Regions from separate parts of the Homo sapiens genome. Here region 1 is linked to region 2. Evidence: read pairs that join two places in POLR2A ChIA-PET (ENCODE). Cell type or tissue: Panc1. All regions are shown on one strand. Links, peaks and the distances in the headings refer to the core of each region. The heading gives the core; the rest is flanking DNA.

Evidence for each region. Peaks named below come from ENCODE experiments on the same cell type or tissue, not always from the same donor. Only the 100,000 strongest peaks of a DNase experiment are listed, where the experiment ranks them.
Region 1: POLR2A ChIA-PET joins it to region 2 with 14 read pairs; 1 of 35 experiments calls an interaction of 5 or more read pairs at or near these places.

What each region holds. Positions count from the first base shown.
Region 1 is chr19:39,411,072-39,413,977 of GRCh38, reverse strand. It overlaps PLEKHG2 (pleckstrin homology and RhoGEF domain containing G2), which reads right to left and starts at 1,309. Exons shown (of 19, transcript NM_022835.3): 1 at 566-1,309. It overlaps TRI-TAT1-1 (tRNA-Ile (anticodon TAT) 1-1), which reads left to right and starts at 1,718; the gene lies at 1,718-1,810. RefSeq lists silencers at 218-277, 388-457, 468-607, 1,138-1,497 and enhancers at 1,708-1,757, 1,768-1,867, 2,278-2,367. In Panc1, for the core only: no CTCF peak of the experiment used is centred there; DNase peaks (open chromatin) are centred at 1,157 and 1,577; H3K4me3 peaks cover 2,500 bases; H3K27ac peaks cover 2,303 bases.
Region 2 is chr19:40,081,384-40,084,289 of GRCh38, reverse strand. It overlaps ZNF780A (zinc finger protein 780A), which reads left to right. Exons shown (of 6, transcript NM_001142578.2): 4 at 1,053-1,179; 5 at 2,376-2,471. Among named protein-coding and RNA genes, the nearest start is that of ZNF780A, 8.1 kb to the left of the region's middle. In Panc1, for the core only: no CTCF peak of the experiment used is centred there; no DNase peak of the experiment used is centred there.

The sequences.
Region 1 (2,906 bases), core at 189-2,688, 670 kb after region 2:
GTGGTGTAAATCCAGGGAGGGGCCCCTGGGAGTAACTAATGGGGGAGGCACAAAGTGACAGAAAGAAGGGGACAAGGAGAGAGAACCTGGCGAAAAAGATGGAAAGGCTGAGACAAAGAAGAGTGAGCGGAGCAGGAGGCGCAGAAGCTGCGAGTCCCGTTTGTCTGGGGCCGGAGGCTTAGGGATCCTGGGAACGTTTGGGCTCCAGCTGGAGCGGAGGGCGAGGGGCAGGGCTGGGAAAAGCCGTGGGCGGGAGGCCGCGGGGTCCCAGGGGAGGGCGGAGGCTGGGGGACCGGATGCCAGGGTCCTGCAGACGGCTCCCTCCCCCGCCGAGGGCTGCGCGCTGGGGCGCTGGCCCCGAGCCCTCGCACCCCCTCCGGCCGGTCTCTCCGAACCCCGATCGCCGTCCCCACAGCCACAGCCTCCCCAGCGCCTTCCCACACCCCTCCAGCCCCCAACTCCCGCCGGCGCCTCGGCTCGCCCCCCGCCGGCACGCCCCCTCATTGTTCAGCAGTGGCGCCGCCCCCTCCCCCAGTCCGCCTGGGCCCCTCGCCTCCCCCCTCACCTCCCGGGGAGCCTCCAGCCCCGGCTCGAGGCAGCCCGGCTCCTGCGCGACCCCGACGCGGTCCCCAGGGAGGTGCGGAGCCCAGACTCAGGGGCGTGAACTTCGGGCTCTCAGGCTCCAGGAATAGAATCTGGGGTCTCTCGGAGACTGGGGTCCCGCAGTCGGAATTTCTCAGTGTTCTACGTAGGGGATGCTAGGAGCCTCGACTCTGGAGTCTCAGATGGCGGCGCTGGGGACCCACATTCCTAAGTCTTCTAGGTAGGGCCGTGGGGTGGGGGATGGATTTCTGAGTTCCCCTAATTCTAGGGGCAGGAATGAAACTCCCTCCAGGTGGGAGCACAGGGGGGTCCCAAAGTCCTGGGTCCCCTTGAAGCGATGGCCGCTGCAGCCCGAAACTGGTTGGGGCGCTTAGAAGTCCGGATCTCAAGTTCCTCCAACGCGGGGTCTTGGGATCGGAGCCCTGGAGGGAGTCTGCGGTCCTGGATCCTGAGTTCTTGAAACGGGGATACGGGGCGCTCGGCCTCCAGGGTCTCGCGGGGTGACGTCCGGGCTCCCGGCTGCTCCAGGAGGGGGCGCTGCGCACCTGGATGGCTCAAGTCCTCCAGCCTGGGCGCCGGGGTCTGGACCTCGGGGTCTCTCAGGATGCGGTGCAGAAATTCCGGACGCCCGGGTCCGAGCCTCTGGACCCCTCGGGCTCCCGGCTGGGTGTCACGGGGCTCGTGTGACGGCGGCGGCGCCACATCTGGGGCGGGAGAGTCCGATCCCAGCTGTGAGGCGGGGGGCGGTCGCCCGGGGCTTCCCCTCCCCCGCTGTCGCCGGGGCTCACATCCTGTTCCCGCCTGCGGGGGGGGGAGGGGCTGCCTTCCGGCCGACCCGCCAGCGAAGGGTTAAGACCCCACCCCTTGTTTTGAATATTCATGAGGAGGCGTGTCCTTCTGGTAGGCGACACCCCTACATTCCAAACGCCTCGCGGACTTTTCCCTTTTACAGCAAGGGCCGCGAGGCGTGAGAATCCGGAACTGGCAATGCACTGTCTCCTATTGGTCAATGCAAAATGTTTAATTTGCATATATAACACAAGGCGGGGCCCTCCGGTGAGGTCACGTGGCTATGAACCACTGAAGAAGACCCCGGCGCAGGGGTGCGGCCGGAGCTCCAGTGGCGCAATCGGTTAGCGCGCGGTACTTATATGACAGTGCGAGCGGAGCAATGCCGAGGTTGTGAGTTCGATCCTCACCTGGAGCACTTTTTTTCCCCATCAGTTTTTATAAACTTACACATCTAATAAACCAACCAAAACATCTACATCACTTAGATGAATGAACGTTTCTATCTTTTGAATTATTGGGCTCAAAAGACTCCTAGGGCTTTGGCGACGGTCCTTTGGGTGTTCTGTATTGTAGGGAGGTGCCGTTTCCGTCCCAGCCACCAGGTGGGGGTATCGTCTCTTATTAGATGCTCTGGGCATGGAATTGTGTGCAAACAGTTTGACTTCTGTAGAGATGTGGGTCCTCGGCAAACTGTATATGACTCTGCCTCCTCTGTATTTCTCTGTCTTTTTAATGCCTCCTTTACAGATGAACATAGCTATCTGTCTTGGAGTTTTCGACCTCTGTTGAAAAGGAAAACTATGTTTTTGAGTCGACTTGTTTTTTCAATAAATATTGAACATTCACTATGCCTGGCTTCCTTTAGCTGTGTGTAATACAGCAGTGAACAAGTAGTCCCTGCCCCTGAGGACGCGACATTCTAGTGGGGAGGCAGATTGCTGTCAACATAAGAATTAAGTACATTTTAATGTTAGGTGGTGATGATAAATGTCATGGAAAAAGTCGAGCAAGGTAGGGAGGATGGGGTAGTTGGAGGTGGGGTGTGGATTGCAACAGCAGTGGTCAGGGAGGATCTCACAGAGAAGGCAACTTTTGAGCAGAGACATGAAGGAGGGGAGTGAGCCATGGGGACACCAGGGGAGTGTTCAGGCAGAGGGAACAGCTAGTGCAAAGCTCCTATGGATGAAGCAGACCAGACTTGGTAGAGCAGCTAGGAGGCCAGTGTGGCTGGAGCAGAGTGGCCAAGGGGGAGGGTAAGCGATGGGTGCCAGATTGTGTGGGCTGTGGGGAGGACTTCGGACTTTGACTTTTATGTGACCTGACTCAGGTCTCATAACAGGCTTCCTTTGGTTGTCTCGTGGGGGAGTGGAGAAAGGAGAGACTGAAGGCAGGGGCTAGAGCAGAGACTGGGGCTGGGGCTGCTATGAAGATGCAAATGGCAGACGATGTTGGCTAGGACCAGGGTGGGGGTCATGGTGGGGGCAGGTGGATAGTGGATCTATTTTGCAGGT
Region 2 (2,906 bases), core at 190-2,689:
GAAAATGATAGGTGAGGACAGTGGGCAGTAGCAGGGAGAAGATAATTCAGGGCATGAATGATAGGTGATTACAGATTCTCTGGCTGGACATGGTGGCTCACGCGTGCAATCCCAGCACTTTGGGAGGCCGAGGTGGGTGGTGGATCACTTGAGGTCAGGAGTTTGAGACCAGCCTGGCCAACATGGTGAAACCCCATCTCTTCTAAAAAAAGAAAAAAAAAAATTAGCCTGTTGTGGTGGTGCGCACCTGTAATCCCAGCTGCACAGGAGGCTGAGGCAGGAGAATCGCTTGAACCTGGGAGGTGGAGGTTGCAGTGAGCTGCGATCGTGCCACTGCACTCCAGCCTGGGTAACAGAGTGAAATTCTGTCTCAGAAAAAAAATAAAAAATAAAAAATTCTCAGAATTGGGGAAATCCTTAGAGGCCCTGGCCATCCTCAACGTATAAATAGAAAAAAAATGAATAAATCTAATATGTGAGTTCTATTGACTTTAATGCAGCTTATAAAAATCAGTTGTCATGACAAGAAAAAATACTTTTGCTGTCATCTCATACCATAATGAACTTGAGGATTAAGAACATTCTTTAATTGTATGCCACCTTTTTTTTTTTTTTTTTTTTTCTCTGAGACAGAGTCTTGCTCTGTGGCCCAGGCTGGAGTGCAGTGGCGTGATCACAGTTCACTATAGCCTTGAACTCCTGGGCTCAAGCAATACTCCTACCTCAGCCTCCCGAGTAGCTGGGACTACAGGTACGTGATACCACACACAGTTACTTATTTAATTTTTGCAGAGATGGGATATCATTATGTTGCCCAGGCTGGTCTCAAATTTCTAGGCTCAAGCAATCCTCCTATCTCTGCCTCCCAAAGTGCTGGGACTATAGGCATAAGCCACCATACTCAGCCAGCAGGAGACTTCTTGAAGAATGTGCAGGCACTCTGTGAATTTCCATATTGCTTTTTTCTTACACTACACTCCTTCACTTCCTCTCCTTTCATCTTAAAACAACTTTCTTCAGTTTCACCATTATACATGTGTTTGTGGTTTCAGGGATCAGTGACATTCAGGGATGTGGCCATTGACTTCTCTCAGGAGGAGTGGGAGTGCCTGCAGCCTGATCAGAGGACCTTGTACAGGGATGTGATGTTGGAGAACTACAGCCACCTGATCTCACTGGGTAAGGTCGTTGAGTCCCAGCTATTTTTATATCTATTTTCTGGAATATCAGCTTTCTTCACCGTGAATTTCAGGGCTATCTTTTAAGAGGTGGCTGAATTCCTTCTTCTTGTTCCCAAAGGAATGGATTGGGATTTGTTGGGTTGAAAACAGGCACCTCCCTGGAGCCCCTGCATCTTGCCTACTCCACAATGGCCTCCTTCGTTACGCTGGTCCTCTCTGTAATTGCCTCTCTCTTCATGACCATGGGGCTGAATTTGAAATCTTGTACATTCATTGAAAGATATTGTCTAAGAACCAGATTTCATATTATGTTTGATCTCAGAATTACTGTAGATTTTCTGTTTGTTGGTTTGTTTTTGTTTTTCTAACCCATCTGTAAGGAGAAGAGTGTCTTGAATTTTTCTATCAGAGAAACCTCTATGATCACTGGGAGGTTGAGGCTGCAGTGAGCTGTACCCATCACTGCACTCCAGCCTGGGCAATAGACCGAGACCCTGTCTCAAAACCAAAAACAAACAAACAAAAATGTCTGTTATTTACGTATACTGATTGGGTTGACAGAAATTCATTTAACACTAAAGGGAATGCATTTCATTTCCTTCAATAAACATTCCATTGTTTTGCAGTTGAAAGTTTCAGACCATGGAGTTTATGTATTTTCATTTAGTGAATATACTGAGTGAGCTATAAATGTCTAAGGATGCAAAATAAATGACAATAATAAACAATAATTCTTGACTTTGTGCTACTGTACATCAGGCAATGTTAGAAGTATTTTGCATATATATAACTTATTTTGTCTTAGTATCAATCCTATAAAATAGGTATTGTATCATCCCCATTTTAGAGTTGGGAAAACTGAAGGACAGAGTTTAAGTGACTTACCTGAGGTCATACTGCTAGTGAGTAGCAGAGATAGGATTTGAACCTGGCAGTCTGGATTGAAGTTTCCTGCTCTCAACCATTCAGTTATACCTCTTTTCAAGGGATAAGATTCTGAGTTTAAATGAAAGGAAGTCCTTTTCTAACATAGTTAGAAAAGAGTTCTCTTACTCAACCTCTCACTCTTATCTGAAGTCTCTTTTCAATATTGTTTTGACTTGTAATTTATTGTAAGTTTAAGCAGGTCACAAAGATTTGAAAAAAAAAAATCTGTATTAAAAAAATTCTACATGTGTCGTTTCTTTTAAGCAGGAAGTTCCATTTCTAAACCAGATGTAATTACGTTACTAGAGCAAGAGAAAGAGCCCTGGATGGTTGTAAGGAAAGAAACAAGCAGACGGTATCCAGGTAAGTGAGGGTAAAGCAGGCGGGGGGAAGCCATCATTGTCCTGGACATGTGCTCAGAAAGGAGTCATACACTTGAGATGTGGTTTGAAAAGCTTTCTTCAGTGACCCAAGTCCTGTTGGATAAAAATGCCCAAGACCTGGGAAGGAAATAAAGATTACAGCAGAAGCCATCACCAAGGAACTTCATCATTTACTAATCACCTAATTTCTGTTCTCTTATTTCCTTCCCCTTTTAGTGGAGTAAGTTCCCTCTTTTTTTCCCAGGGTAAACTTTTTTTTTTTTTTTAAGGTGGAATCTTGCTCTGTCCTGCAGTGTGGAGTGCAGTAATCTGATCTTGGCTCACTGCAACCTCTGTCTGTTGGGTTCAAGCAATTCTCATGCCTCAGCTTCTCAAGTAGCTGGGATGACGGGTGCCCACCTCCACACCTGGCTAA